Linked DNA regions of Homo sapiens: all the other regions are linked to region 5. The links are chromatin loops, found by intact Hi-C in ENCODE. Cell type or tissue: PC-3. All regions are shown on one strand. Each heading gives the region's core, and the rest is flanking DNA. Links, peaks and the distances in the headings are about the cores only. Region 1 overlaps PCLO (piccolo presynaptic cytomatrix protein). Region 2 overlaps PCLO (piccolo presynaptic cytomatrix protein). Region 3 has its middle 110 kb from the start of PCLO. Region 4 has its middle 300 kb from the start of CACNA2D1. Region 5 holds the start of PCLO (piccolo presynaptic cytomatrix protein).

The links. Peaks named below come from ENCODE experiments on the same cell type or tissue, not always from the same donor. Only the 100,000 strongest peaks of a DNase experiment are listed, where the experiment ranks them.
Region 1: a loop joins it to region 5, with 7 times the contacts of the local background. A loop is called at or near these places in 8 of 110 quality-filtered maps.
Region 2: it touches region 5 in a loop (2.5-fold over the local background); 2 of 110 quality-filtered maps call a loop at or near these places.
Region 3: it touches region 5 in a loop (6-fold over the local background); 2 of 110 quality-filtered maps call a loop at or near these places.
Region 4: a loop joins it to region 5, with 5 times the contacts of the local background. A loop is called at or near these places in 2 of 110 quality-filtered maps.

The regions. Positions count from the first base shown.
Region 1 is chr7:82,802,384-82,808,565 of GRCh38, reverse strand. It overlaps PCLO (piccolo presynaptic cytomatrix protein), which reads left to right. Exons shown (of 25, transcript NM_033026.6): 21 at 2,737-2,878. Among named protein-coding and RNA genes, the nearest start is that of PCLO, 360 kb to the left of the region's middle. RefSeq lists an enhancer at 2,213-3,412. In PC-3, for the core only: no CTCF peak of the experiment used is centred there; a DNase peak (open chromatin) is centred at 2,925; H3K4me3 peaks cover 518 bases; H3K27ac peaks cover 1,052 bases.
Region 2 is chr7:83,003,038-83,009,219 of GRCh38, reverse strand. The region is part of intron 3 of PCLO (piccolo presynaptic cytomatrix protein); the gene reads left to right. Among named protein-coding and RNA genes, the nearest start is that of PCLO, 160 kb to the left of the region's middle. In PC-3, for the core only: a CTCF peak has its summit at 3,622; no DNase peak of the experiment used is centred there.
Region 3 is chr7:83,268,163-83,274,344 of GRCh38, reverse strand. No RefSeq gene overlaps it. Among named protein-coding and RNA genes, the nearest start is that of PCLO, 110 kb to the right of the region's middle. In PC-3, for the core only: a CTCF peak has its summit at 2,940 (motif pointing right); no DNase peak of the experiment used is centred there; H3K27me3 peaks cover 292 bases.
Region 4 is chr7:82,737,066-82,743,247 of GRCh38, reverse strand. No RefSeq gene overlaps it. Among named protein-coding and RNA genes, the nearest start is that of CACNA2D1, 300 kb to the right of the region's middle. In PC-3, for the core only: a CTCF peak has its summit at 2,815 (motif pointing left); a DNase peak (open chromatin) is centred at 2,807.
Region 5 is chr7:83,159,224-83,165,405 of GRCh38, reverse strand. It overlaps PCLO (piccolo presynaptic cytomatrix protein), which reads left to right and starts at 2,522. Exons shown (of 25, transcript NM_033026.6): 1 at 2,522-3,061. The coding sequence starts at 2,814. RefSeq lists an enhancer at 2,600-2,669 and a silencer at 2,790-2,879. In PC-3, for the core only: no CTCF peak of the experiment used is centred there; DNase peaks (open chromatin) are centred at 2,425 and 5,475; H3K4me3 peaks cover 3,000 bases; H3K27ac peaks cover 1,387 bases.

The sequences.
Region 1 (6,182 bases), core at 686-5,685, 360 kb after region 5:
CACAGGCTTTCAAAATGAGAATTCTATTCAAAGAGATTGGCAAGATGGAAAAAAAACCTGTCTTTTCTTAAATTTATTTCTAGCTTTGTTTCTTTCTTCTTATTATGCTATTTTATATTCTGTACACATTTCTCAACTTTTCCAGAAGAGGAATAGAACTAAAAATCGCATCAGGTAAAACCAAAGTTGACAAAACAAAGGATGGACGATTTTGAAACATAGATAATAAATCATTTTTATAATGTAGCTATTTTTGTTCATTGTGAGTTTGCTCTTGAATTAAAATTATTTTAATTTAATAAATATAAATTGATTGAATATTAGTGTCTAATAATTAAGGTTTATCTTTGAAAATAGTAAATTGTGATTTTCCAATTGATGAAATTAATGTCTTCCATTCAATGTCATACTAAAAATTATGAATTGGATTATAGAATCCCATCAAAAAGTATGACAGCTTTCTTTTGTTTATAATCAATTGACTAATCTGACTCATTATGTAGGTTATGCATTTTAATCTACTTTATACATGTCCATCATTTTACATCCTACTCACATTACCTTTACATTTTTAAAATTATTCTTTTAAGAAGTTTTTTTTAACACTAACTACACCATCTGGGTTTCTTCTACATAAAATAAAGAAAATATTCAGAAACATAACTATTCTGTTTCCACAAATCCAGTCCTGTGGGTTACTAGCAATTCCTTGATGACTGGTTGTTTAACAGCATTCAGTTCAATTAGTCAATTGTATATCAGATGTCTATAAGTTAGGAACACATTTTCCTAAATAGCCGTTTCTAACTTATACACATCTGATATACAATTGACTAACTATTAACAATTTCTTTCTTGTTCCCTATTCTCGGGAAGGGATCCTACTACCACTGGAATATATATAAAAATTCCTTGTGGCTTTAGAGAACCTGCTACCGACGAAATTGAAAAAGTGAAGAAATGGGGGAAAAGTTAAATCCTTTGCAAGACTTGATCCTAGCTACCCTGAGGGTGGATTTCCTGTCCTCAAATGGTTTCCCACACAATGTTTATGTGTTTCACTTCATGTGGTTATTATATTGGTTAAAATTCCACCAGATTAAGAATAATTGTGTTTTTATACATATCCTTAAGAAATATGTAGATATCTTAGGATCGTGAAATGATTATCAACTGTTCACCCATTAGTATAACTCTATCCAACTGGCTAATAAACTCCTAATGGGATAGGGACGCATTTATGAAGAAAAAAGACTCTAAGTAGAACTGTAGGTTTGAACACATCTAGATTTAGAAGAGAATAGAGTTAAATTCATTGTCAAAGACTATTTAAGCTCAAAGACAGTAAGAAACAGCTGTTGACAGTAAAGCCCTTGAGAAGAGTGGGGATACCTTGAGAAGAGAATAGAGTTAAATTCATTGTCAAAGACTATTTAAGCTCAAAGACAGTAAGAAACAGCTGTTGACAGTAAAGCCCTTGAGAAGAGTGGGGATACCTTGAGAAGAGAATAGAGTTAAATTCATTGTCAAAGACTATTTAAGCTCAAAGACAGTAAGAAACAGCTGTTGACAGTAAAGCCCTTGAGAAGAGTGGGGATACCTTGAGAAGAGAATAGAGTTAAATTCATTGTCAAAGACTATTTAAGCTCAAAGACAGTAAGAAACAGCTGTTGACAGTAAAGCCCATGAGAAGAGTGGTGATGTGGCAAATAATATCACAAGAGGAAGAAGAGTAAGTTACTGGGCTCCTACATATCTCACTCCTCATAATCACAATTTTATGAGGTAGGCATTACTGACTCCCATTGTTTTCAAATGAGAAAAGCAGTGTACAGTTGCTAAAGAGTGGGTTGGGAGTCAAAACCAGATCGGTGTGACCGAAAAGTTCACTCTCTCTGGCGGAAGACAAATATCAACGATTTCAAAAACTTACTAGAGAAACTTCTCCCCAGCAAAATCAGGGAAACACTTGCCTTATCTTCCTTCTTTTTGCATCAAAATTTCTTCTCAAATCTGACAACAATATTAGTACTATACCCCTACTGCATAATTTATTGCACAAATTTGTAATGTCTGTATGGGAATATGGATTCTTATATTCAAATATCAAACTTAGGAAATTCTTGAGACAAGTCTCAATGATAAACTAGGAAATGCCTGAAAAGAAACAAATATCTTTAAATTTTAAAACCTTGCTGGAGATAGTAGGCAGAGGTACATACAAACAAACAGAATTTTCAATCACTTCTTAAAATTCTATTTTGCATTTTTGTTTCTAAGGAGAAAAACAGATTATAGTCTAGTAATAGGAAAAAAATAAGCAATTTTCTTTATCTTGCCATTTCTATCTACCCAAGTCTTTCTAAATTCTTTTCTCCATGAAATAGCCAAAATTCTTTTTATTTACCATATCATTTTTGCAATACTGTACAAAGAAACCACAAAAATAATAATAGTAGCATAGTTACATACTATTTAACTTGGTCTAAAAATTAAATGTGTTTTTCCCTAAAGGTGATTGCTTTTCCTTGATGTCCAATAAAAACAGTAAAATAATTTATTGTTGCCACCATTCATTATCAGTAAAGGAAACGAAAAGGCGGGTTGAAAAATGTAGAGTTCTTCAGTAGCTGTTTCTTGTCACATGTAAATTAAGAAGATGTATAATGATGCATTTGTAGATCAATGTCAGCTTCATTTATTGACTGTGGTGTTGAATCTTCCCACACCATGCAGCAAAGCCTCCCAATCACCGGCCTGCAGAAAGCTCTGTGTCCACCGGCTCCTCGGGCAGCAGCTTTGGCAGTGGGTATAGCGTGGACAGTGAAGGAAGCAGCAGCACTGCAGGGGAGACTAATCTATTTCCTATTCCGAGGATGTAAGTGGGTCTCTTTTTGTTACTACAAAGCTTACTCAGCATCATGAGTAAGGCATTCTCAACAGTTAACAGGAAATAACTGGATAATTACCCAATTCTGAGTCATTGTCCCTGAGACACTTGAACTGTTAATGCCTATGTAAAAATAGATAGTTCAAGAAAGATTGGATAATTCAGTTAATTCTAAGGATAAATGTTAGTCACTGCCAGAACTACTTAATCAATACAATCTGTATTTGATGTTAAAACTGCTAATCACTTAGCCATGCCAGAATAAAGTTCAGCAGGAATACAGTAATGTTTTAATCACATAATGACCAAATACAAACATTACTGGTATTTGAGACAAACATATATTAATTTACCTTGAATCAGGAGATATTTAAACATATTCAAAGAATCCATATATCATATTTGAAATAGAGGACATAGTGAATAATCATACAGACTTTTCAACTATAAATCCTTCTACAATTAACATTGAAGGTTTCGAAGTGTTTCCATACTTTCTAGAACAAAGACCGAGTAGTGCATAGGTCCCTGAGTAGGTACTCTTGGAATAAGAATCACTCATAATGTTAAGCCTCAAAATAAAAAAAAAGTCATTTTGCAAATCAAATGCAAAACTTTAGCATACTTAATGTGTTAGAATCGCCTTGGTCATATTGGTGGCATTTAAGATAAATATGTAGATTATGTCTGTTCCAATAACAAAATCCAAACTTCCTGACTTTTCCTTTTCCTGCCCATTAACTAGTCTTCTGGATTTTGAAAATACCACTGGGCCACCCAGGTCCCAGGGTTTACGCCAGGGCAAAAGCAGTCTACCACCTGGTTTTCTAAGACCTGTGAGCTAAAAATGGCATTTCCATTTTCGAAAGTGTAGGAAAAAACAAAAGAAGTGTGATATTTTGTGACACTTGAAAATTATAGGAAATTGAAATTTCAGTGAATATAAACTAAGTTGTATTGGAACACAACCGTGCCTATTAGCTCTGTGTTGCCTGATGCTGCTTTTGTGCTGCAGGGCAGAATTAAGTCGTTAGAATACAGCCCATCTAAAATATTTACTAACTGGCACGTTGCAGAGCTTGCCAACCCTGAGCTGGGTTGTGAAAGGGTCTTTTTCATTTTCTCCAATGCTAAGTGAAGACTTTTCAGGGGGTGGATTGTCTATTTCTCTTTGTTTTAAAATAAAGGTTCTTATAAATCTTTCCTTCTGATGTCCACAACAATTATAATATTTTGATAATGGTTCAGTTTATAAAAGCAAAGCATTAGTGAAAATAGATTTTTACAGTGAAAAACGAGTTCATTTTGTTGTTTTGAACTACATTTTTTTCAATTTAAATTAAGCAAATTCTTATTGTATCACCTGTCCATCTTAGCTTTCTTTTCTTTTATGAGATTTAGTCTATGGATTCAATAGAGTTATTTGTACTTAATCAGTTATATTTTATTGGAAATTCTTCCTAAAAGAAATCTAATCCCATTGGTCTTTGACTTCTGATGATCCAATTTGACAGAAAAGAATTTCTACAAATTCTTTAAATTTCTTTCTAAGCTGTAAATGTCATGTGAATTTAGAAAGGTTTTAAACCACACATAATTTGTTATCCTTCCAATTTTTCTGCACCTTTCAAAATATATAATTTAACACTGATGGTAAAGTTATAATTCCAAAAAGTAAATATGTCATTTTGTCAATATTTGAATGTCTGCAGTATAAGTAGATTATGTATTTTATATATATACCACATTCTAATTTTGATTTTTCCCATTTTCCTGTTTCTCTTGTAAATCAAAGCTTCTCACAACTGTCTAGGAGACTCTTGCTTTGCCATATGAGCACAACGAATATTTACTTTTGAAAACCATTATAGGATATGTGTAAGAAGTAGTATTTGGCAGTTCTTTTATATCCCCCATTGTATCTAATAAAATTATAGCTTGGGCTAGTAAAAGTGTTTAATAAATATCTAGCGATTATTTAAAAATATAAATTATAAAATGTATAGCCAGAATGTTCTGAGCTAAAGTGTAGTCATTGGGAATTCAGAGAAACCACATCCTTCACACGACTCACAGTTACATTTCCTTTGCACTTAATTTAGCTTCACAATCCTATGAAAGTTTTTTGTATAATCTTCAAAATGTACTTACTACACATATTGGCTAAGTACCTATGTTAAAATCAGTTTCAATTGAAAGCAAAGACTGGCTGGGTATCACCATTAACATATAAAGTCTAAGACTCAAGAACAACCCCAAAAATTATCAAAATGTACTTGTACTACAATTACTAAGACTTACAGTAACTACTTTTTAAAAGTCTGGGATAGTATAAGAATATTTATTTTTTAGTATTCTGATCTACTAGATTACCAATACTAAAAAGACCTGCACTTTCAATAGAGTTTGGCTCAGCAACAAGGTATGTTTTGGTTCACTCTACCAGTGTAGCGTACTGATAAAAGTAAGATTACTGCTATTAAGCTTTTTTTCCCCTCTAATGCTAACAGATAGAGCAGAGTTCTTTTTTTTTTCTTAACTACTTGTCTTGAATCTTGATGAAGCAATTACATAAGCTAAAATTTTGTGTGTTACTTAAATATGTATGCAGATGTTGACCATGCAGACCATGGTTTAACATATATATGGTAAAATGGAAATGTTGGAAATTGCTTAATTTGCATGAACTTGGTCCCTCACATACACACTTAATAAAAATTTGTACTTAAACCTTTAACCTAGAATTATTATAATGGAACAATGTAATGGCTTTTGAGATAAAATAATTTCTGAATTTACATGTGTTCTTTTATTATGTGCGGAAACATTTCAGCACCTTCTCTGAAGTAGAATAAGAGGACCTTTAGAGCAGTTTTCAAGTAAGATATAATTGGATTATTAAGAAATAAATATGGTTACATTTTCAGCAGGTCTAGCAAACCAAATACTTCCTATGAAAGTTATAATTAATTGTTAGTAAATCCCACTATGCTAGAAGTGTTGTCTACAAAGTGCAGTATCAAGATGCTCTTTTGTTCAAGCATCTTTCTGTAACAATTTTTTATTCCATCTTTTTAGAACGCCTTATCTAAGCACATATAAAGGCAAATTCCAAACTTCTTCATGTGCCATGTAGCTTTTTCTCTAGCCGAAGAAATAAGAAGTGGTCTACTGTCCTTTAGCTGTTAAATTATTAACATTCTAAGCTTACAGTCCTCAAAGTATCCTGAATTCTTCATCTAGTTGACTTTCCAAAAAGTTTGAAGCTGAAAACTAAAAGTGATTAGCAGAT
Region 2 (6,182 bases), core at 825-5,824, 160 kb after region 5:
TACATAATATTCTGAGTCTGTGGTTAATCCATTGCTTGCTAGTCAGGGAGCTAAGCATGGAGACAAGAAAGAACCAGTAGACATGCTATATTTAGACATTTAAAAATATATTTTCTAGTACCCACTAAAAAGGCTATCTTAAAATAAGTTAAAATGAATTAAGGTTTAGGTAATTTTTCTGTATGGGATATTTATGGGTATAGAATTGCTGGAGAGATTAACTTTTTTTTGGCCTTTATATAAATGTCTCAGGAAACTGATTTTTTTTATATTTGCTTAATATATCTTTTTTCCATCGCTTTAGCTTTAGATTTCTATGGCACTTTGAGTGTGTTTCTTATCTAAACATATATATTTATAATGTATCATTATACATACATAATGATATATATCATATATTCATTTTAACCAGTCATTTTTGTCTATGTATACCAATATGATAATTGATATGTTTAGGTATATTTGTTGAAATATTCCTGACCTTGTTAATACTAGCTGTACTATCTGAGTCAACCTATTATACATTTTTAGTCTTTCCTACCTAACCCTGCAAAGCATTCTTTCTCCCTCTCTTGGCTACGTATTCTTAGCCTTTTCAGGAATCCACGATAGGAAACATTAGATGTTGGTATTGAATTGGTGGAAAGACCGTGAACTTTGCAGTCCAGTCAACCTGAATTGGCCTCAGTTTCTCATTTTACTAACAGTAATCTTGAAACTTGATGAACTTACTTGTAAAATAGGGATAATGTCCACCTTATAGGATTAGGTTTATATTAAATTACAAAATACATAAATGTGTCATGTACAGGAAGCATTAAAAAAGATTAGATTCCTACTCCCACAAGTTATAGCTTATTAAAACTTTCAGACTTTCTTGTTGGTTTTATATTAACCGGTTTTTAACAAATGGGGTAATTCTATATTTTAATGACTATTTTGACCTTAAAAGAAGATATTTAGGCTCTTAAATGTAAAACATTAAAAATAGTTAATTCCTTTGAGGACAAATTGCTAATATACAATCTTTATTTTTCACAGCAGGGAAGAGAGTGGAATCCTATAATAAACATAGTTTGGTCATGTGTTTTACATATTTCTTATGCCTTTTGTATGTATGTGTGTGTATTTATTACACAAATAACAGGTATTACTTGGAATATAGGGTAGGCTTTGCAAAGAAATAAAAGTATAAAATGACATACTAACCAATCTTTAAGTAATAATTACAGTTTTTATTATATATCATTCTGTATTTTTCCTCACACATGTAGATGTCCAAATAAAGCAGGTAACAATAGCAGCAGCTAACATTTACTGAGCATGTCCATGTCTCAGACACTGTTAAGTACACTACATAGATTTTATCACATAATCCTAATAACAACTCTCTGAAGTAGATAACATGCCCTCATTCTGTAGATGTCTAGACTAAGGTTTAGAGAGGTTCTACTCAGTGAACTAACTTGCCATTATTTCATAACCATAAGTGATGGAAAATAACCAAACCCAGGCAGTCTGACTCTACAAACCCACACTCTTACATTCTACCCTAAATGTCCTCCCCCAATAAATATTTTATGATACATATATTTTCTTACCTATTTTTCCACTAGTTAATAAGAAATGGATATCTTATCATCGTAATTTTTAAAAATTGCTACATAATATTTCTCTATATAGAAATAAGTTGCCAAAGTGATTCCCTATTATTGGAAATTTAAGTTGTTATCGTTTTTCCATAGCTATAAAATATATAGTACTTTCCATTTTTCCATTATTTGTCTAGTTATGATTTTAATATGCCCTTTATATTAACAAAACAGCTGATAAATATTTTACCACTTTACACAACAATGTATTCACCTGTTTCCCTAACTCATTGCCAACAGTGTTTTACCTTATTTTATAATTTTTCAAGTGTTCTCTCAAGACATCATTTTGCATTTCTTTGATTACCTGTGAAGTTGTGTTTCTATACTTTTTTCCCTTGGGAATTGTTTGCTCATATGCCTTGACTGTTTTTCTGTTGGAGAATTTTTAAGTTTCTAAGGAGAAGACAAATTACTAATTTAAGTCCATATCACTATTCCAATAACTTTTTTATTGAGGCCCTACTAATTTACAGGCAATGGTCAAGGACCTTGGGATACATCTATAAACAAAGCAAACAAAAATTCTCTGTCCTTGTGACGTTTATATTCTAGTGGTAGTAGGTAGACAATAAGTAAATTAACGTAATAAATACATAAAATATAGCATGCTATAATGTGGCAAATGGTAAGGAAAAGGTAAAAAGCATACCAGTATAAGGGAGACTGTGTAGGCTAAGGAACCAGGGAGAATTTCAATTTTAAATATGTGGTCATCACTGAAGAGTAAATATTTGAGCAAAGACTTAAAATGATTTTGTGTAATAAAAACAAGGAAGGGGTAGGTAACAAGTAATGCGTTTAATAAATATTATAGAGACTTTTTTGTAACTTGTAGGAATTTCCATCTATAAAGTATGATCCATGCAATTTCCCCATTATGAAATTCAAGTATACAACACTATTCTTAGGGGCACTTAATTGAAATGAAAAGAAGGAGTATACTCAGCATGTTGAATAAAAATAATACTGTCTTTGTTTAAATTTTTTTTTACTGTATTTCCAAGGTTCAATGAAGGAATAATTATTGTTTTGCTGTGCAGCATCTCTTATGAAACAGCAGTATGAGAAAGGAACTGTAAATGTTTTAAATTGTTGTTCCTATACTACTTTGCCATCTACCATGTCTGTAATTCTCAAATCCATAAAAATAAATTATTGTTCAAAATATTTGTAAATAAACCATAAAACTATCTATTAACTTTACCATGTGCTGTGAAACATATTCAAGTATTTTTTTCTGTTTGTTTATAGTTTTTAAACATGTAATTCTAAATGCCACATTCTGTGGATTAAAGTTTTACATTTCTATTATGTTATTAACTCACGAATATCTTTTAAACTTAGAAGTCCAATCTAAAGTTGATCTCATTTAAAATGGTATAGAGTAAATTATTTTTAAAGCTGTGGCTCTTTTCTATCAAAAGTTGCTGGTGCTGTTATTGTCTTAAACCCTTTGGAAGGGGGGACCTTGTTAATTGTATTAACTGAAAGCCATAAAATGCATTGCGTACAGTTAAAATCAAGTGTCATGTTTGCCAAGGCAAATAGAGCTTTAAAAGTGTACCTATTCATAAGGAAACAAACAAAAATTCATACTTTTGACTTTGCTCCTATATTTTACTGTAATGGCTGTAATTAGAACATTGCTCCAAATTACAAATGAAGGCATTTGCTGTATATTTTTTCCTTAATTTCAAAGTTGATTCCATATTATTTTATTTAAATAGATAATTTGGCTAGGTAATTTGAAAGTTGTATTCCTTTACTAAAACATGCAAAATATTTAACTCAGCTTCCCCTAACCCAGCTTTTTAAGGCATAATTAACAAATAAAAAGTATGTATATTTAAGGTGTACAACCTGATGTTTTCATATACCTACCTGTACACTGTGAAATGACTGCTGCAGCCAAGCAGATAAACATATTCATCACTTCATATAGTTACTTTTCTTCCTTGCTTGCTTGTTTGTACTTTTTTGTCCCCCTGGTGGTGAGGGTACTTAAGATTTACTCTCTTAGAAAACTCAAGTATACAATACATTGCAATTAACTATACTCACCATGCTGTACTTTAGATCTCCAAAACTTATTCATTCTGCATAACTAAAACGTTTTACCCTTTGACCAACCTCTCCCCATCTTTTTCAACTTCCAGCCCCTGGCAGCCACTACTCTGCTCTCTGTTTCTGTGAGTTCGACTTCTTTAGATTCCACATATAATTGAGAGTATGCAGTATTTTTCATCCTGTTTCTGTCTTATTACACTTAGCATAATGTCTTTTAGGTTTATCCATGTTGTCACAAATGACACGATTCTCTTCATTTTTAAGGCTGAATGATATTCCATTGTATATAATGGGAGTACAGATATTTCTTTGACATATTAATTTTATTTCTTTTTAATATATACCCAAAAGCTGCATTGCTGGATCATATGGTAGTTCTTTTCTAAATTTTTTGAGAAACACTTATACTGTTTTCTCTGTCTGTACTAATTTACATTCCCTCCTACAATGTATCTTCCTACCCTTTCCAACACTTATTATATGACTTTTTGATAATAATCACTCTTAACAGGTGTAAGGTGATATATCATTGTGTTTTTGATTCGCGTTTTCCTGATGATTAGTGATGTTGAGCACCTTTCCATATACCTAATATTTACTTGTATGACTTATAATAAAAAAAACTATCCATGTCCTTTGCCCATTTTAAAATTAGGTTATGTGTTTTGTGCTATTGAGTTGTATTAGAGTTCCTTATTTTTTTTGGATATTAGCACTTTATCAGATATATGTTTTTCAAATATTTTCTCTCATTCTGTAGGTTTTCTTTTTATTTTATTGTTTCCTTTGCTATGGAAAATACATCTTAGTTTGATGTAGTCAACTTGTTTACTTTGCTTTTGTTTTTTAGTGTTATGTTTTTTAGTGTTATATCTAAAAAATCATTGCCAAAACCAATGTCAAGGAACTTTTATCTGTTTTCTTGCAGGATTTTTATGGTTTTTATGGTTTCACACTTTATGTTTAAGTCTTTAATCCATCTTGAGTTGCTTTTTTGTATATGGTGTAAGACACATGTGTAAGCGTCCAATTTCATTATTTTTCATGTGGATATCCAGTTTCCCCAACACCACCTGTTGAAGAGATTATTCTTTTCTGTTGTATATTCTTGGAGTCTTTGTTGAAGATTAGTTGACTGTAAATGCTTGGGCTTATTTTTCTGCTCTGTTCTATTTCATTGTTCTATGTGTCTGTTTCTGTGCCAGTACCAGACTGTTTTGACTATCACAGCTTTGCAATATAATTTGAAATCAAGAAGTATGATACCTATACCTTTGTTGATTCTCAAGATTGCCTTGGCTGTTTGGGATCTTTTGTGGTTCCGTACAAATGTTAGGATTTTTGTTCCATTTCTGTGGAAAATGTCACTGGAATTTTGATAGACGTTTCATTTTGCTTTTCATCATTGAGAATGTGGTTAGGTGCGAGCTTCTCATGTATGACTTCGTAGAAATTATGAGCATACAAATAAGAGGAAAGAAGATTGAATCAGCAATAAACAATTTCCCAACAAAGAAAAGCCCAATACCAGATAACTTCATGGGTGAAGTCTACCAAACTTTTTTTTTTTTAGTTAATACAAATCCTTCTCAAACTCTTCCAAAAAAGTTAAAAAGGAGGGAACACTTCCAAACTCATTTTGTAAGGCAAGAATTACCCCGATATGAAAGCCAGACAAGGATGTTACAAGAAAAGAAAACTCAGGCCAATATTCCTGGTGAACATAGATGCAAAAATCCTCAACAAAATGTTAGCATCCCAAATTCAACAGCATATTAAAAGGATCAAGCAGCATACTTAAGGGGGATTTATCCTTAGGATGCAAAGATGGTGCAACATATGCAAATCAATAAGTGTGAAACACCACATTAATAGAGGAAGGATAAAATCCTATCATCTCAACGGATGTAGAAAAAGCATTTAATAAAATTCAACATTCTTTCATGGTAAAACCTCTTAACTCTGCTTTTAACCATTGACATAGTCATCCATATTTCCATATTTTTATGTGTTTCCATCCCATCTAAGCCATTTAGCAATGATTCTACTATAAACACACACAAATACACACAGAAGCACACCTACCCCCAACATAAAAATGATCAAAGCTAACATTAAATATTTGTTGAGTATGCATTTATAAGAAATCTTGACTATAAACACAGGGAATATTTTATTCTTAGTCTTTTCTCAAAATTCTAGTTTATTTTATAAAAACTTTATTTGTTAAAATATTAGTATATAATATTACATATAAACGTATGCATAAAATAATATATATTTGAGATTTCTTATCGTATATTTTAAAATTTTATAATGAAATTATTTGTATTTTGTGATGGGTAATCTATGTATATGTTAATGGGAGATAAAATATAAAATATAGGTAAGAAAAAAATTGAAAACCACCTGTAGAAATCCAATTGTAGTTTAACACTTAAAATGTGAAGATATGATCTT
Region 3 (6,182 bases), core at 674-5,673, 110 kb before region 5:
ACACATCCTATGCTCATGGATTGGAAGAATCAATATTGTGAAAGTGATCATATTGCCCAAAGTGCTCTACACATTCAATGCAATTCCCATCAAAATACCAATATCATTTTTCACAGAATTAGAAACAAAAGTCCAAAATTCATATGGAAGCAAAAAAGAGCCTGAATAGCCAAAGCAATTCTAAGCAAAAATTCTGGAGACATCACATTACTGGACTTCAAATTATACTACAAGGCTAGGGTTACCAAAACAGCAGGGTACTAGTATAAAGTAGGCACATAGACCAATGGAACAAAATAGAGAACCCAGAAATAAACCCAAATGCTTACAACCAACTGGTCTTTAACAAAGCATACAAAAACATAAATTGGGAAAAGGATATCCTATTTAATAAATAGGGTATTTATTAAATATTAAATTAAATATTAAATATTAAATTATTAAATGTTAAATAGGGTATTAAATATTTAATAAATAATACATAAATAAATTGGGTATTTATTTATTAAATGCTAGCTAGCCACATGTAGAACTAGCTAGCCACATGTAGAAGAATGAAACTGGATCCTCATCTCTCACCTTATATAAAAATCAACCCAAGATGAATTAAAGAATTAAATGTAAGACCTGGAACCATGAAAATATAACGTTGGAAAACCTCTTCTGGACATTGGCCTAGGCAAAGAATTTATGACTGAAATCCCAAAAGCAAATACAACAAGAGCATAAATAAATGGGACCTAATTAAACTAAAGAGCTTTCTCTCATGATTGTTTCTTCTCATGAAGAATGGGAGAAAATATTTGAAAAGTATGCATCTGACAAAGGACTAGTATCCAGAATCTAGAAGGAACTCAAACAAATCAGCAAGAAAAATACATTTAATCCCATCAAAAACTGGGCAAAGAACATGAATAGACACTTCTCAAAAGAAGATATACAAGTGGCCAATAAACATATAAAAAATACTCAACATCAGTAATCATCAAGGAAGTGCAAATTAAAACCGCAATGAGATACGACTTATTCCTGTAAGAATGGCCATTGGCCAAAAAACAATAGATGTTGTCAGGGATGTGGTGAAAGCAGAACCCTTACACACTGCTGTTGGGAATGTAAATTAGTACAACCTCTATGGAAAAGAGTACAAAGATTCTTTAAAGAACTAAAAGTACATCTACCATTCAATCCAGTAATTCCACTACCCAGAGGGATTGTACGGCCAAAAAATAAAGAGGAGTAGTGGAATTACTGGATTGAATGGTAGATGTACTTTTCCTACCCAAAGGAAAAAAGGTCATTGCATAAAAAAGTCACATACATGTGTACATTTATTGCAGCACAATTCACAGTTGCAAAGATATGGAACCAGCCTGAGTGCCCATTGACCAATGAGTAGATAAAGAAAATGTGGTATATATACACCATGAAATACTATTCAGCCATAAAAAGAATGAAATAATGCCTTTTGCAGCAACTTGGATGTAACTGAGGCCATTATTCTTGGTGAAGTAACTCAAGAATGGAAAACCAAATATCATATGTACTCACTTATAAGCGGGAGCTAAGCTATGAGTATGCAAATGCATACAGAGTGACATAATGGACTTCGGAGACTCAGAAGGGACAGGGTGGGAAGGAGTTATGGAAGAAGAAACTACATATTGGGTAAAACGTACACTACTCGGGTGACAGGTGCATTAAAATCTCAGAATTCACCACTATATATTTCATTCATGTAACCAAAACCACTCGTACCCCAAAAGCTATTGAAATTTAAAAAATTATAACATTTAAGTGTGCATTTGAATGTCAGCAGTTGAATTTATTTAATCAGGGGTTTATTCTACTTCACCAGAAAAGGGAAACAATGGAGAAATGCTGTGATTGTTCCTTGCTTCTATGGTCAACATTTTGCATAATCTGAAGTCTCTCTTCCTTCTTGAGCATACTCACTAAAAGATTTATTAAGTTAGAAGTGCTAACCTATTTTTATTCAATTTTCTGTGTGAGGTCCAAACAAGCTGGATCCTTAAATCAGCATTTGAGAACTTTATGACTAAAAGAGCAACATCTACAAATAACACTATTTCACATAATGCATACCATTCAATAATATTTAGCAGAAAATATTTTTCCACTATTTTATAAAGAAAATATTTCCCTTCTATAGAATTCAAAAGTTTCTATGTTTTTTGGAGATGTTTTCCAGACAAAGGTGCTAAGCAGAGCAAGGGCCATGATAATAAATCAGGACTTTGTGTTCCCAGTCATATACACAGAAAATTCCTCTATTCCATAAAGCAATGTGTTATGTCTAGTTGAGAATAACTGTGTGCTGACTATAAATTGTACATTGAAAATGAAGAGAGTAACTTGGGGAGAGGATCTCGCTCTGTCACTCGGTGGCACTATCGCAGCTCACTGCAGCCTTGCCCTTCAGGGCTCAATCTGCCAGCCTCTGCCTCACAAATTCCTGGGACTACAGGTGTGAACCACCACACCTGGCCACAAGACTAAATACTTATCTTGCTTGTGGAGCAGGGCTCTTGGGAAAAGGTCATCACTTGCGATGTCACCAGCATAAAGTGATTATGATTCAGTATCTACAAACTTTAGCCTGGAGATATTAAATATTTAAGTGCATCATTAACCTCTAGCTTACTTTTTCATTAATATAATTTTTTTTAGTAAAAGTGGGATATAACTTTTTAGAGAACATTTTTAGCATTGAATAATTCAAATGTTATTGTTTTCAATTTTTTACTTCAAGTTCTGATGGAAAAATAACATGAAATGCCAAGATACCATATCCGCTCCTCACTGCTCACTGATTTTATAAAAACCTCTAAATTTGGTGTTGAATTATGCAGATCAGACACTAATGTGCACATGCTCTTCACTAAAAGCAGTTACTTCATTTGTCACAAGATGGTGCTGCACACAGTTCTAAATGGGCTACTCTTAGTAAAGAAACTTCACAGCATTCAAGAGAAAGGAGCACAGTCCTTGAACACTTCATATTTTGCTTCCAGGGTATGGGAAAGTATATTGAATGATAAGACAGAAGGAAATATAGCTTTCCAAACTCAGAGTTTGTGTTGCAAGGAATAGAAGAATTAAAATTCATTCTTTAGAATAATTTTAGTGTAGAACAGTTAAGAGAAAGAAGAGATATTCTCTAATAGATTCTGCCCAAAAGTCTTCTATTCATTTCACTTTGGGGTAGAATAGAAATAGTATGACCAAAAATGAAAGGGAAGGATGAAAAATTAGAGTATTAAAATGGTGATATTGAGCCCTGTATACCCACTTTTAAAAATGTGTAAGGGACATTAAAACTGTGAAAAGGAGAATCTCTTACTCCCATTTTATTTCTCACTGGACATAAGTACAGTCAAATTTGTCAACAGAATGGGCAACATTACATTGTATATATGCAGGCATAAGCAATGTGAGGGCAGAAACATCCATCTCTGGTTTTTAACACCTTCAAAGTGATTTTTTTTTTTTCAGAATGAATATCACTTTTCTGCTTAAACTCAGTAGCTTTCCATTGCACTCAGAATTAAGTCCAGGTTCCTGGAGTTTTACTTAAAGTACCAGAATATGAACTGTTGTTACAGATTTGCTATGACATAACGTACTGATGACACATGGAAAAATCAATCATATCAGTAAGCACACTGTTTGATTCAGCTGACCTTTTTCTTTCTTATCAAGACTTTCTCAATGAAGTCATGCCTTGATTAACTATGAACACTGCAGCACTGTCTTAGTGTGCCCCATGCTTACATCTACCTCTGCCACTTGGCTTTTTCTGACCCAGAGCTTCAGATGCTCAAACCGCTGTGACCTTTCAGCACCTAAAATGAATGAACCAAGTTACTTTTCATCATCAGGGGTATGCACGTACTGCTTCCTCTTTCTGAAATGCTTGTCCCTTCCTCTCTGTGATTTCTTTTCATCCTTCATCTCACACTTCAGATCTCAGAGAGGTGTACCCAGACCACCCAATCTAAAGTGGGTTATTCTATTTCATAGCACCGTATTCTTTTCCTTTTATTTATGTTATTGTAAATTGTAACTGTATACATAAATGATTCACAGGTTTCATGTTTCAAATAGATTTGAGAAAAGTGTATGATGGGCCCCTCAAGTAAGCCACACTGTTTATTAGCCTATGATAGATTCTGGGAAGTCCTAATCTAAAGAAACCTAATGAATTATACGGAATTCAGAGCTTCCAACATTTTTTTTAGTATTAACATTCTAGGAAGCCATATGGAATATTCTTTAGAAAACATTGCTCACATCCATCCACACTCTGCATTTTATAGAAGAGGAAACAGGTTCACGTTAGTGATTGCCCATGCTATAAATTTAGTTAGCAACAGTTAAGGGCTGTCTTTGATGGACACAATAATATTGACAGTAGATCTATTTCCATAGACACTGATTCCATTCATCTTTACTTTTTATTACATTTGCCTTACTATATTTGTGCTGTTTTTACCAATCTTTATTCTAGTAGCTCTTTTTAAAATAATCATGGAGTAGATTTTATCAGACTATACAAAATATTTATTTGGATACCTGCTTCTTATTTTTCTGACTACTCCTACCCCTAAAAGCTGTTATTCATTATTCTATTGCAGTTTGGCAGGTCTCTCTTGTAGCATGGATCAAGTAGAGTAACAAAAATTTATTTCAAAGCTGTTTCCCTTTTTTAATTTGAACTCTGAAAGGGAAGGGAGTTTGTTATTTATTTTTTATTCCTCACATTTATTCAGGGCCCCACAATAAATAAATGCTAGAGGATATAAATACAAAGCATGTTTCTCTAGAGGGACTCAAAGTCTGGAGAGGAGACTGCCATAAATACAAGCAATTATAATTTGTCAGACTTAGATGCTATGACAGAGATAGGTTAGCAGTGATGAAGGTTCTTGGACTGTTTTTCAAAGGTAGCAATATGGGAGTTTGATGAGACAAACAAACTATTTCACCATGTGAAGGGGAGGGCTAAAGGCAGAGGTAGCACCATAAGACAGTCATGTCGCGTTTCTCCCCTAAATGTTCCATCCTGGCTAAATGCTTTTAACCTTTAGGACTAACTGTCACACTCAAAGAGAAGACTTTCTGGGACTCTCACAAACCAAACCAGTGCCCCAGTTGTAATTTCCAATCACAACTTTTATGTCATATAATTCGAATCTAATATCGTCCATAATATTATGCAATTTTTATCAATATTTTCTACTATTTTCCATGAGTGGCAGACATGGTATTTTGTTCATTGGTGTATCCTTAGTATCTAGCAAAATGTATTGTACATAGTATGTTCTTGATAATTATTCATTGAACATGTGAAAAAGCTGAAAAATAGATGAGTTGCCTACTGTGGGTTATGGAGTGACAGAAGATGAAAAAATGTAGAGAAGAAGGTAGATTGTGAAGGCCAAGCTGAAGAGTCAAGATTTTATTTTATCACTGATGGTGTTTTGGGAGAAGAGTAAATCAACCAAGGTCATGTACAAAAGCATCCTAGGTAAGACCTTGTATCTAAGTTTTTTGACTCACTGATGAACTATTCCACAGTAAAATCACTGAACCTGACAGAATATACTATATAAATAGACTTTATTTATGTGTGTATATGTATTCTCATGATATAAGTCAACTATATGGAGTTGTTTTATTAACAATATAGTTATAAAATATAGTTACTGACAATATAGTCATTAATAAATTACTTTCTTAATCTCAGAGGTTTTTAAGATAGCATATATTAGCATATATATATATATAAACACACATATATTTAAGATAGTCTACCCCAGAGAAGTCTAGAAATCTAGGTCTCATTAATTCTTATCTCTTCTGGACTTACCTAAATTATTAGGTTAGTGGTTGATTACTTTCAAGTGTTTAAAAACAGTCTTAGTGTGTAGTAACTAAAAAAAATGTAATGCCTTACAGCTCTGTTGTCTGACATGGTAGCCTCTACCTATACGTTCCCATTTAAATTTAAATTAGTTAAAATTAAATAAACTTAAATATTTAGTTCCTTACATCCACCAAATTTAACATGCTCATAGCCACATTTTCAAGTGTTTCTTTGGTCATGGCAGAAAATTCTATTGAACAGTATCATAGTTTAGAGGGTTAACTAAAACAAA
Region 4 (6,182 bases), core at 834-5,833, 420 kb after region 5:
CTAATAGATTTTAAGATGGCATGCACCGTCTTTGTGGAAAGTTGAACATTATTAACAAAGTCCAGTCATATCTTCAGAAGACGAAAACAGCGATAGCATTTACTGAATCAGAATTACTATTAACGTTCAAAAAACCAAACATATTAATTTAACCACAAGCCAGTCTTAGTTAAGTCAGGACTGCCCAAGAAAAATATTCTGTCAGTCATTCATGATCAGAATTCTGATGTATGAGATCTATTAAATCATGGCACACATAAAAAAAGTCACAAGACATACCACAGAAATACAAACTACCATCAGAGAATACTATAAACACCTCCAAGGAAATAAACTAGAAAATCTAGAAGAAATGGATAAATTCCTGGACACATACACCCTCCCAAGACTAAACCAGGAAGAACTTCTGAACAAAAATCTTCTTGCCCTTCTCATCATCGCCCATATTTAATTCTCTCTCATCGCTGGTGATATGAAGATTTCTGTTCAAAAGCCAGACATCTTGCTAAGTCCAGTATGGTACTTTATTTGCCAACTGGAGAGGGAATGATCCAGTCCCCACAACCCCCTTCTTGTCACCTGTTTTCTCAGACCACTCTCTGTGTCAGTTTGGGTCCTCTGAGTAGACACCAGGACAGGATTGGATGTCCAAGGGATTTGCGGGTGTATTGCCTTTGAAGGAAGAGCCTTCAGACCGAGATGGAAACATCATGACTGTGAAGAAAGAATGAAAAGAAAAGGAAGGACTGGGAAGGAAGGACTCCTTCAGACTGCAGAACTGTTCTGAAAAACTCTTGGGCACACTAAGGTGGTGGAGGGCGCTTCAAAGAAAATGCGTTCATTAGAGGAGGCGTCACTTTGAGCAGGCATGGACTGGTTCTACCCTGCTGTGCTTGACCATTGTCTGGGAGCAGCTTATAGGATGTGTGGCCTCAGTGCTCAGGAGGGGAGCAGCTAGAAATTGTTGATCAACTACCCTCCCACAGGAGGTTTTTATGAAGATCTGAGCAGGACATTTCCACAGCCACCACAGCATGTCATTTACAAGAACTCTTTATAAAATATGAAAAAGTAGGATAGAGAAATCTAATGGCAATTAAAACTTAAGGCCATAGGGAAAAATGGGATTCAGTTTGGAATTAGAAATCAGTGCACCTCATATTCCATTCTATCTTGGAGAGCAATAACCATTATTTTCTTCCTAGTATGTTTTAAGTATAATTTTGGTTTCCTCAAATAGTCTATTTCTTATACCAAGTATGATATTGTATATGTGAAGTTTGCCCTTTTAAAAAATTTATACAAAGAGAATGCTAAAAATGCTGAGATAACTAGAATAACATTGGCCCAGTGCTTTCTTAGTTGATGGGTAAACAAGAAAAAAAAGAACTTTTTCACTAAATCATTTTGGATAGCTTGATGTTCTTTTAATGTGTAAGAAAAAAATGGTTTAGCCTGGTGTAAACATGCCTTTGATTTCTGAATTTTAATGTTGGCTTTTAATGATGGTGCAGCATACTCTTAGCAGTGCTTGAAATGCCTCTTTAGTACATACTTCAAAGGAATGCTCAGAGCTGCTGCCTCTGCAATTGTTTAGTACTCTCATAAAGTGGAATTTGAAAGTGTGTCTTCTCCCAGGGAAGAAAAAAATCCCAGGAACTAGATACATTGATAGATGTAATTGAGATTGAAATTATTCTGTTTTCATTGAGGTCTAGGGTCTCAGTTCAAACATATCTAGCCTATTGCCATTCTATTGGGTACTTTTTATGCTCTCTTCTGTTCTTTTTTTTTTTCTATTTGTTAGAGTTGTCCTTCATCATCATCATCGCTACCATCAATAACATTATCAAAAATTACCATTAAAAGTATCACTTTGCCTTTAATATGTTAAGCATTACTGCTCAATGTGAGCTGAATGTTTTTGGTTTCCTTCCTATGCACAGTAGGAGAGAGTCAGGGCTGAAGGCCAAATACTTATAGGTTAAAACTAACAACTCAAACCCATAGTCCTCAGAAACATCAAGACCAAATGTTGGGGTCTTGAGTCAGGAGATGGGAGAGAGGAAGCGCTTATGGGAAATGTTTTATTCTAGTCATCGTGAAGTTCAACCTATCTTGGACATGAAGACCCCTGACATGCACTCACAGTAGAATATTTTTATGAAAGCTGTTCTGAGATCAGAAGGGGCCAAGCGGTCTTGATGATGGGGGTTAATTCCTAAACATCTCAATCAGTTTCCCTATAGTCCCTGAATATTTTTGACATCTGGATGTTTTAAGTGCAAAATATGTATTTTAAGACACTTACCTAAGGAGCAAAGTTCATTATTATTCAATGGTGTTTTATTTACTGATGTTTAGAATTCATTATTAAAAACTCTTATCAAGCTATAGATACTTGCTCACTACAGTCACTTTTCTTCCCTAAGATATGCTGTAAACTTGGCATTTTTAAAAAATGTTTATTTTTCTTCCCTCAGCTTCTGGACTCAATATCAATAAGGCAGCTAATGTTGATAAAAGAAGACACATTCCATGCATTTTAAAGAAAAACGCAATTTATTTTTAAAACCCCATTCCAGTGAATATTTTAAAATATTTTATACAATAATTAATATCTCTCCAAAAATACAGCTTACTGCTTCTCATTGTTCTTTCATATTAGCTTGAATTACTGATTACCTGAATATAGCACGCTGCTAAAGGAAAAGGTTGAAATAGTCTGGAAATTCCAGATCCATCTTTGCTTTTCTAGACATATTCTGCTAGAGTCCCCTGCTCCAGCATTTGTGAATCACGCCCTCTGCTGGAGCCCCATGAGTTCAGTTGAATTGAGTTCAGTTTAATACTGAATGAGTATGCCAAGTGCACTAGAAAAACTCTTTAATCAATGATGACCCAGTTAACAGAGAAGATGCACAAAATCTGTGCCTAGCAGTCCCTCAGAAATGAAAGCCTTTCTGCTGTGATCTATTTATGTTTTATTTCTTAAATATCTAATGAGGCTAAGTCAGATTTTTCTGACAGCTTTGGATCCTCAGCTTTCTGCATTCATCATTTCCGGTCTGTAACAGCAAAATCTATATTTAAAGTATTTTATTCTTTTCTTTTCTTCAACCTATACAGATATATAGGTAGAAGATCTATATCCAATACAAATATACCCTTCTTATCTTTTCCCTCAAAATATTTTGCAGAGACCTTTGTCCTCCACAAAAGGTGACTTTATGCAGAGTGTAGTAGTGTAGTGGGATGGAAGAGAAGGTTCCCCTGTTTAAAAAAATATATTTGATATCAACCCAAATCAATGCTTTCTACCATTCAACACCCCCAATATCTCACTCAGGCTGTTCTAAAAGGATCTACAAAGTAGTTCCTGTAGGAAACAGAAACTGGTCTGTTTGCAGTTTTTAAAAAATATCCTGATACTATTATTCCTCTGCATCTTATGTCAAAAAAAGCACACAATTTCTATCAACATAAAGGATCATGTTTTAGAAAATCTGGATATACTAAGATCCATTTTTTTCCTTTCAAATCTGTATTAGTCTGGGTTCTCTAGAGAAACAGAAGCCATAGGAGATAGGTAGGTGATTGATTGATAGACAGATAAATAGATAGATAGGTAGATGGATAGATACACAGACATCCAGATAGATAAATTTGCCATAGGAGTTGGCTCACATAATTACGGAGGCTGAGAAGTCCAAAATTTGCAGTCAGCAAGCTAGAGACTCTGGAGAGCCGATGGTATAGTTCCAGGTCAAGTTTGAAGGCCTGAAAACCAGGTGAGCAGATGATGTAAGTTCCTGTCTGATTTTGAAGGCCTGAGGACCAAGACAGCTGATGCATAAGTTTCCGTGTGAGTTCGAAAACAGAAATAGACCAATGTCCCCATTCAAAGACAGAGAGAAAGAATTCTTTCTTACTCAGCCTTTTATTCTACTCAGGTCTTTCAGCAGATTTGGATGAGGCCCAACCACATTGGGAAGGGCAATCTGCTTTACTCAGTTTACTAGTTCAAATGTTAATTTCATCCAGAAACACCCTCACAGACACACCCAGAAATTATGATTTTTCTGGGTACCCCTTGGCCCAGTCAAGTTGACACAAAAGTTTAACCATCACAAATCTACTCCTCGCCAGTTTGGCACTCATATGCATCTTCTTAAACATATTTTATCTCCAAATAAAGAAAATAACATCTAACGTGATAAAACTACCCTGCACAGAACTGAAAATGCACCAACCCCTTCCCCAGAAGAGGAGGCAAAGTCCTTAAGGGGTGTTTACTCTTATCCTTGATATCCTATAACTTAAGTACTGAGATGTAAAATTAACAATACTTAAATACTATGATATAGCTGGGCATGGTGGCTCCCACCTGTAATCCCAGCACTTGGGAGGCTGAGGCAGGCAGATCACTTGAGGTCAGGAGTTTGAGATCAGCGTGGCCAACATGGTGAAACCCCATCGCTAGTAAAAATACAAAATTAGCCGGGCATGGTGACACATGCCTGTAATTCCAGCTATTCAGGAGGTTGAGGCAGGAGAATCACTTGAACCCAGGAGACAGAGGTTTCAGTGAGCTGAGATGGCACCATTGCACTCCAGCCTGGGCAACAAGAGTGAAACTCTGTCTCAAAATAAATAAATAAATAAATAAACAAATTATATGATATAAAGTCAATACATGTTATGTTACATGAAAAGGGAACAGGAAAGGAAAGAAAACAAAGGGACGTATACAGCCTGCTGGCAGCAGATCTTAGACGTCTCAGCTTCCATAATTGTATGAGTCAATTTCTTATGGTAAATCTATGTATCTATCTATCTATCTATCTATCTATCTATCTATCATCTATCATTTATCTATCTATGCACACACACACACACACATATTCAGAACAAGCTAAGGAGGAAATACTCCTAATTTCCATAACTGGTCACATGGTCCGAGCTGCTATTTATAACTATCTTCTCCCACTACTCATTCTGTATTTCCTTGGCCTTCAGCAAACACCTCAGCTGCGTGTGGTCCTTTATCTGGTAGATGACCCAAACCTGTATTCCTGAATGACTTAGGCTGTTAGCAGTCCTGTCTAGATTGGGTTGTTGTCATTTTCCATTGATCTTAATCAACCTTAGGGATCTCCTGTGTTCCAGGAATCCTCTTCCTTACCTCCATTGTGGAGTAGCAGTTCAATTTCCCACTGGTAGTCAGGATCACTCACCCCTGCCAGCACAGTAAATCCCTTATTTTCCTGTTGATTCAGAGGCATGAGGAGTCCAAAGTTGCTGGATAGCAGTCTTAACTTCCAGCTCAATGGAATCATGTTGTGTCTCCTAATGGAAGCATCCCTCCCTTTGGAACTAAGACCTCTAGGTCAGCAAAGCATAAGGTGGTAGGAACAGGAAGCAAAAATTTTGCTAATGGGTCACTAGGAGTAATACTGAGTGGTTCCACTCTGATTTCCATCCTTCATTCCTGACCCATAAATCCTGGCTATAGGAGAAGCAGCACAATATGCTGGAAGATAATTCAGACATATACAGTTTTATGGAGAACTTCACCTCAGCCCTGCAAGGTATTGTTACATAGCTGGTGCTGTAGCTGAGTCTTCAAAAGGCCATTCCACCATTCTATCAAACCAGCTGCATCAGAAGCAATCCTGTGTCTAATACCATGATGCTGGATAAGGCATTCTAGAAATCTATGGATGGTAGTTTTTGCAGACGCATTGTATGCAGAGAAGGCAAATTCATATCTACACTGTCTATTTCAGTAAGAACAAAATGATATTCCCTCCATGGCAGAAGTGGTCCAATATAATCAACCTAGCACCAGGTAGCTGGCTGATCACCAGCAGTGAATGGTGGACTCTGTTGGTCTCTGCTGCTAACAGATTAGGCACTCAGCAATGGCCACAATCAGGTCAGCCTTGGTGAATGAAAGTCCATGTTACTAAGCTTATTCATAATCTCCATCCCTGCCACCATGGCAACTTTGTTCATAAGCCCATTGAGTAGTGTTGCGGGGAAGAGCTAACTGGTATCCACAGAAGAGGACATCTCATTTACTTGATTATTAAAACTCTTCTTTGCTGATGTCACCCTTTGGTGAGCATTCACATGTGACATAAATACTTTCACATTTTGATGTCTCTCGGCAAGATTTT
Region 5 (6,182 bases), core at 513-5,512:
CTTAACTAGCCCCCCCAAAAAATCTTATTGACTTAAAAAAGCATCTTATTATTATCATTATTATTATTAATTCTCTGATTCTTTCAGTTGATTGTGTAGTTCTTCTGCTGGTCTCATTGGGTTCATTGATGTCATTGTAGCCAGTAGGTAGCTCAGCTGGGGTAGGTTATGCTAAGGCGGTCGGGGGGGCGGGGGTCTCACTAAAGCCTCAGCTGAGATGGACGAAGCCGAGGCAGCTAGGATCCTCTCTCCATGTGTCCCACCTCCTTGGCTTCTTCAGAGCATGGAAGACTCAGTAATTTCCCAGGCTAGCCTGGTAACCATATACCACATTCTGATAACATATTTCTAGTTTACAAGTGCATTCACAGCTTTTTCTAATTTAGTTGTCACAACAAACCTGAGAGGTAGTAATGTTAGTAGTATTATTTTCTCTGTTCTTACAGTTGAGGAACCTCAACATCTGAAAAGTCAGTGACTTACCAATCCAAATAGCTGTAAGAATGCAGAGCTAGGATTTAAAACCAGACATCGTCAACAGAAAAAACCTGAAGTATAAGACATGCACACATGTACCCTTTCTCCAAAAAGCGGGTTCTAAATTCTAAACTCCATTTATAAAATGGTTGAATAAATAATGCTGATCATCTAAGTTATAACTTCATGACTTATTAATATTTTTCAATTTACAAATATTGTAAAGTGACAAAACTAATTTTATTACTTAATATTTTATACATTGTATGTCTATAGGAACACATTCTAAATACGAGTTTTTCTTTTATTTAAATTACAGATACACTTTGGACTAAGTATAAAGGAAAAAATTGATGGTTCAGATATTAAGAATTCAAAATTAAATTTATCAAACTTTTCACTAAAATACTTCTCGTGATTTTTCTCTCAAAATTGAGAAGCCAGTTTATAATCAGTTGTAACCTTACTTGAATTTCTTCCACTCTAACTGTAAATCCCACTTTAAAGTAGAGCTAACAAAAATGGCTGAGAGCAGCAATTCAGAAGTAACTCGGCCTTAACAAAAAATGAAGCGTCGGACCTTAAGCCACTGCAGGTTCTTGCTCCACTCAATGAACACAATCCTCTCTCACCTTCTGTTAGGAAGGAATATTAATTAAAGACCTTCATATGCACCTATATAAAAATTATAAGCCATATTGTCTATAGTTATACAATCGTATATATTCATACATACACAAAAATGCATGGACTTTTAAACATACGAAGGATGAGAATAGCTTGAGTTTTATTACTCATTACATCACACACAAAAGCAGTTACGGGTATTAATATACACTATGTCATTTTTTTTCGGCATTTGTTACAAAAGATGTTAGCATTTGGTTCCCTCATAAGAGACTGCATTATTTTTGTCATTTAAAAAAAAATCAGTTGTAATTATTCGTGCTTTTATACTGTAAAACTACAAATTCACTTTGGAAGGTAGAAGATCGAACTATGTAATGATTATTGCAAAAACCTGGACTTACTTTCTGAGCAACTTATTCATTTCTGTTTGATTTATTTATTCAGTCTCTATTACCTAACCTCAACAGTTGAGACATTAAGTTCACATTCTGAGGAAACGTAGGTAACAACATTGAGGCTGCAGATTCAGTGCTGAACAGTCCCGTCTAAGAAATGTAACAGCAAGAAAAGTGTAGGAGTGATAGTCGAAAGTGGGTCTCAAAAACTGGTTATTATGATAACGTGCTGCTAACCAATTGTGTGACTGTAACTTAACAGTCACACATTAAATGAACTTCGTGGGGTTCTTCTGTCCACATTTGTTAAAAAAGGGGCGGGGGAATAAAATCATGTTTTCAAACTTTCATACTAAAACATTTTAATATTTTTACAATCTCGATATTACTGCAGAACCCCACGTCCACAACTTCCCATAATCCTTTATTATTGTGTAGTCCCTCCCTTTAGGGAACTAGTTATAAGCACTCAAAACCTTAGCTGCTTACTAATATTGTATCATTTTAAATAATCTAATTAACAATTTAATTGTTCTGTGAAAGTTCTAAATGAAAAGGGCCATTCTTAGCTCCCTTGGGAAATGTGCCTCAAAGGTATCAGGGTCTCTCTTGCTAATCTTCAGTTACTTGAACCCTTTCCTAGAATGTTTTAAAACCTTCTTTTAAAGAAAATAAATGAAACTACAAATCCCAGGAGCCAAAGCTGAAAACAGACATTTCCTCTCCTGCCCCTCCCGCCCCCTTTAAATCTAGGTGTCTAGTAAGCTAAAACTCCAGTGAGGCATCCTGAAATATGCCTGAAAGAAACGTCGCCTGTTTCTTCCCTGTTTTTAGCCGGGCGTTCACTGGGCTCCTTTAAATCGGTGCTGAGAGCGAGGAAGGATCCGGAGCGACGCAGGATGGGGTGGGCGTGGGCCGCGGGCATCACCTGTTCCGAGAGGCGCCTGCGCACTGAGAGGGCGCGGGCGAGGAGGCGGTGCGCGGTGGGAGGGGCGGACGGCGCCCGGCTGGCACCGCTCAGATCTGCTTCTCCCCGGCTCGGGGCGCCGAGGCGGCGTCCGGGAGGTGTCTTCTGCAAAGGTTGCCTGGCGCTGTCCAACATGGAGGAGGCACCGGCAGCGGGCGTTACCTGCGAGCGGGACTAACCCCTGCCTGGCGTTCCGGGCGGCAGTGCCTGGTCCAGAGTCCAGGGACTCGGCTGCCTGCACGCCCCGAGGCGGACCCCGGCTCTGACTGCTCCCCTGGCCGCGGGCTTCTCGACTGGGACGCGGCGCGAGGAGGGAGCGCGGCGGCCCCGAGTCTCCCTGAGCCATGGGCAACGAGGCGAGCTTGGAAGGGGAAGGGCTCCCCGAAGGGCTGGCGGCGGCCGCAGCGGCTGGAGGAGGAGCTAGCGGGGCGGGGAGCCCCTCTCACACCGCGATCCCGGCCGGCATGGAGGCGGATTTGAGCCAGCTGAGCGAAGAGGAGAGGAGACAGATCGCCGCTGTCATGTCAAGGGCGCAGGGGCTGCCCAAGGGAAGCGTCCCCCCGGCCGCTGCGGAGTCGCCTTCCATGCACAGGCATGCACAGCATGATGTATATGTCCGGGCATATATGTACAGCTTCCCGTGCACATATGTGCCAGCCTGTATGTGCCAGCACGGCGGTACATATATGTCGCCTCCGTTCATTTTATTCTCCCCAGTGGGGTGGCCATAGAGAGATCCTAAGCCTTGTGATGGGCGGAATAAAAATGATGCATTGTAGAGTTTCTGGTGGGATAGTCAAGGGTTACATTCTTGGAACTGTGATTTTAGGTTGTGATTTTTGGCCTTTTGTAGCCCTTCCCCTCTAGGATGGCGTGGAGAGACGCCCTCCAGTGTTTTACTAATCTGGAAGTCTTCCATTAATACAACACGGACGTGTTAGGAAATGGATAGAGCTGGGTGTTTACCTGTCTCTGTTTAAACCTCTTGGCCATTGCGGGTCTTTTTCTCTGTGAATGATGTCTAAATATTTCTGTAACTTTAATCCCCTTGTAGGTGATTTGTCCTCTCTTGCCACCCCACCCCCAGAGGAGAGCAGAAGCTGTTTAGGTAGAAGGAATAGAATGAATATACCTTTTATATTCATTGAGGAACCCTAAAATATGTGTGGCATTAAACAGATGGTTTGGTCACAGCAGAGCAGGTGCTGTACATATATTTCTAAATTAGCATATGCTATTTTTAAGCCACTGCTCTGTTTTATGCAAAAGTGGCCTTCAGTTTAGGGAAGAACATGTGAATTTTATTACCTTAGAAAATAATTTTCAATACATACTTTTAAAAACAAAGCAAATAAATGGCAACTTGCATAGGCAAGTATAAGAGCTAATCAGTAATATGAATGTTTTCATTTCCGCCTGTAACTCTCCATTTTCCTTCATCCCAATAGATTAGTTGTTTTCTAATTAGAGTACTGAGAGGGGTATAATCATTGTGCCTGCCTTGCCTTTCTTACTGTAAACAAACCCTTTAACTTTGCACCCTCTAGTAGAGAACAGTTTTCTGTCCGTGGTTCTGAAACAATTCCTCTTTTATGACAACTGAAGGCAAACCTACAATTTTTCATTTGAGATACTGTAAGCACGAAAGACCTGGATATATAGGTGTAGATCCTTATCCTCCACTTTATAAAATAAAAAAAAAATTAACTTAGTCACTATCACGTAAGCATAATTTTGCCAAATAATTATAGGAGAAATGTAAAATGTTTTATGGATAGTGACAATATTTTCACATAAAATCTTAAATGCTTAAAATCTACCAGGTAAAAAGTCTGTTTATCTTGAAACTACTAGTACTAGTGAAAACTAGCCCCTTTATGTTAAATATGTTTTTCTGTGTTTTTAAACTAGTAATCCATGGGGCTATTTGGAAAAAGTCTTTCTTGTTCTCTTATCCAGTTTATGATATGTACTGTTTTCCTCTACTTGATGAAAACTTGACAAGAAAAAAAATTTAGTGTTCATTCAGTAGACTTTCACAGGATAATAACAAGGTATGATACTTTTATTAGCCTTTTAGAACTGTATGCCAGATCTTTTATATTTTTTCCTAAGAGGCACAAGCAACAGGTCTATCATGCTGGTTACCAATACCAGTTACAGTGAGATCTTTGATTTCTAGATTTCTAACTTTTCTTCTGTTTAGAAGGTGGCTGAGAAACATTATTTCCACCTATAAAACTGTTGCTTCATGCACTATTTGCATCAGATAGTATACTTTTAAAGCTCTCTATTGATAATTTTATTATGATGGAAATCTTATCAATAGTTAGTGTATGGCCCAAACAGTATTGGTGAAAACTTCATCCAAATACTAAAAAATAAATAATAATTTTCTGACCTTTGCAACTTACTCTTACATTTTACTGAAAGATTTCTATAAAAGGTACATAACTTTTTAAAAGTTATTTTCCCTATATATGGTTACCAAAGAAACATTTGGTTTTTCACTTAGACTTTTAAAGTTATAGAGTTATGTAAATTTAATTAATATAGGACGGCATACACAAATTATTTGAAGTTTTAAGCATTTAAGTGGTGTGAATTGAACATAGAATTTTAAAAATAAAGATTGACAGCATGGGTTTTTATCCTATTGATTTTGACCAACTCATAGCAAATTACAAATACTTCTCAATCAATGTGTCTCATGTTCCTTGCCTTTAAATAAGGCTACTAATACCTATCTCACCTGTCTTAGTCCATTGAGGATCAATTAAAAGTTGAGATGAATGTTTTTGTTTGAGTTGTAATTTACACAAACCCTACAAATGTAAAGAGTGGCAATATCGGTATCAGCAATGGGTGACACTGTCACCGATGGCTACAGACAAATTGTTGAATTGTACATTGTTTTTGGGTTATTTTGATGTGTCAGTTTTCTTTTACATGTGGAAAAATCAGTTCAATGGGGTGTAAACCACCTCCTCTGCCCACAAACCAGGAGTGAGGATACCAGATTTCTGTGACTAACTAGTTTTATGACCTTGAATTAGTCACTTTGCTTCTCTTAGTCCCTATATCCTGGGACTTAGAGCATAAATGCATAGATATTCATTTATTTATATAATATATAAAAATTAACAGATAGTCCCAAAGTTGCTTATATTTCTAATATTATAAAATTTTATGTGACTCAGCACTGTCAAGTGTCATTGTTTGTTGTGTTCCATTTATGAAAAATTTTATTATCTCAGATGCTTTTACATTCCTACATTTTGCATATATGTTTTCCTCATCTTAGGGGAAATATTTTGTTTTCTGCTAACATTTGAAAGAAAAATTCTAATCCAAGGATGACAATAGTAAAATGAAAAGGGAGGTGTAGTACTAAATATAAGTAGTTACAAGCTAGCAGTAGAAGACAGGTTACAAATGAAATGCTCATGGATTTTTTGTTCATTGTAGACCCAGAGAAGTGCAATTTCATTACTTTTTCTACTCTTTCTATTTACAGTTACAGATATATCATATGAGAAGGGCTTTATTGAAAAAAATTCTCTGATTAGTAGAATATTTAATAAGAATTCTGACTGAACTGATTATTTTCTTTACTACTTTCAGCCTTCCCTACTGGGCTTCTTCCTAAAGGTGCAGGCCAAATCCAGGTTCTAAAGAGAATATGAAATTTATCCATTTATATCTCAAGGCCT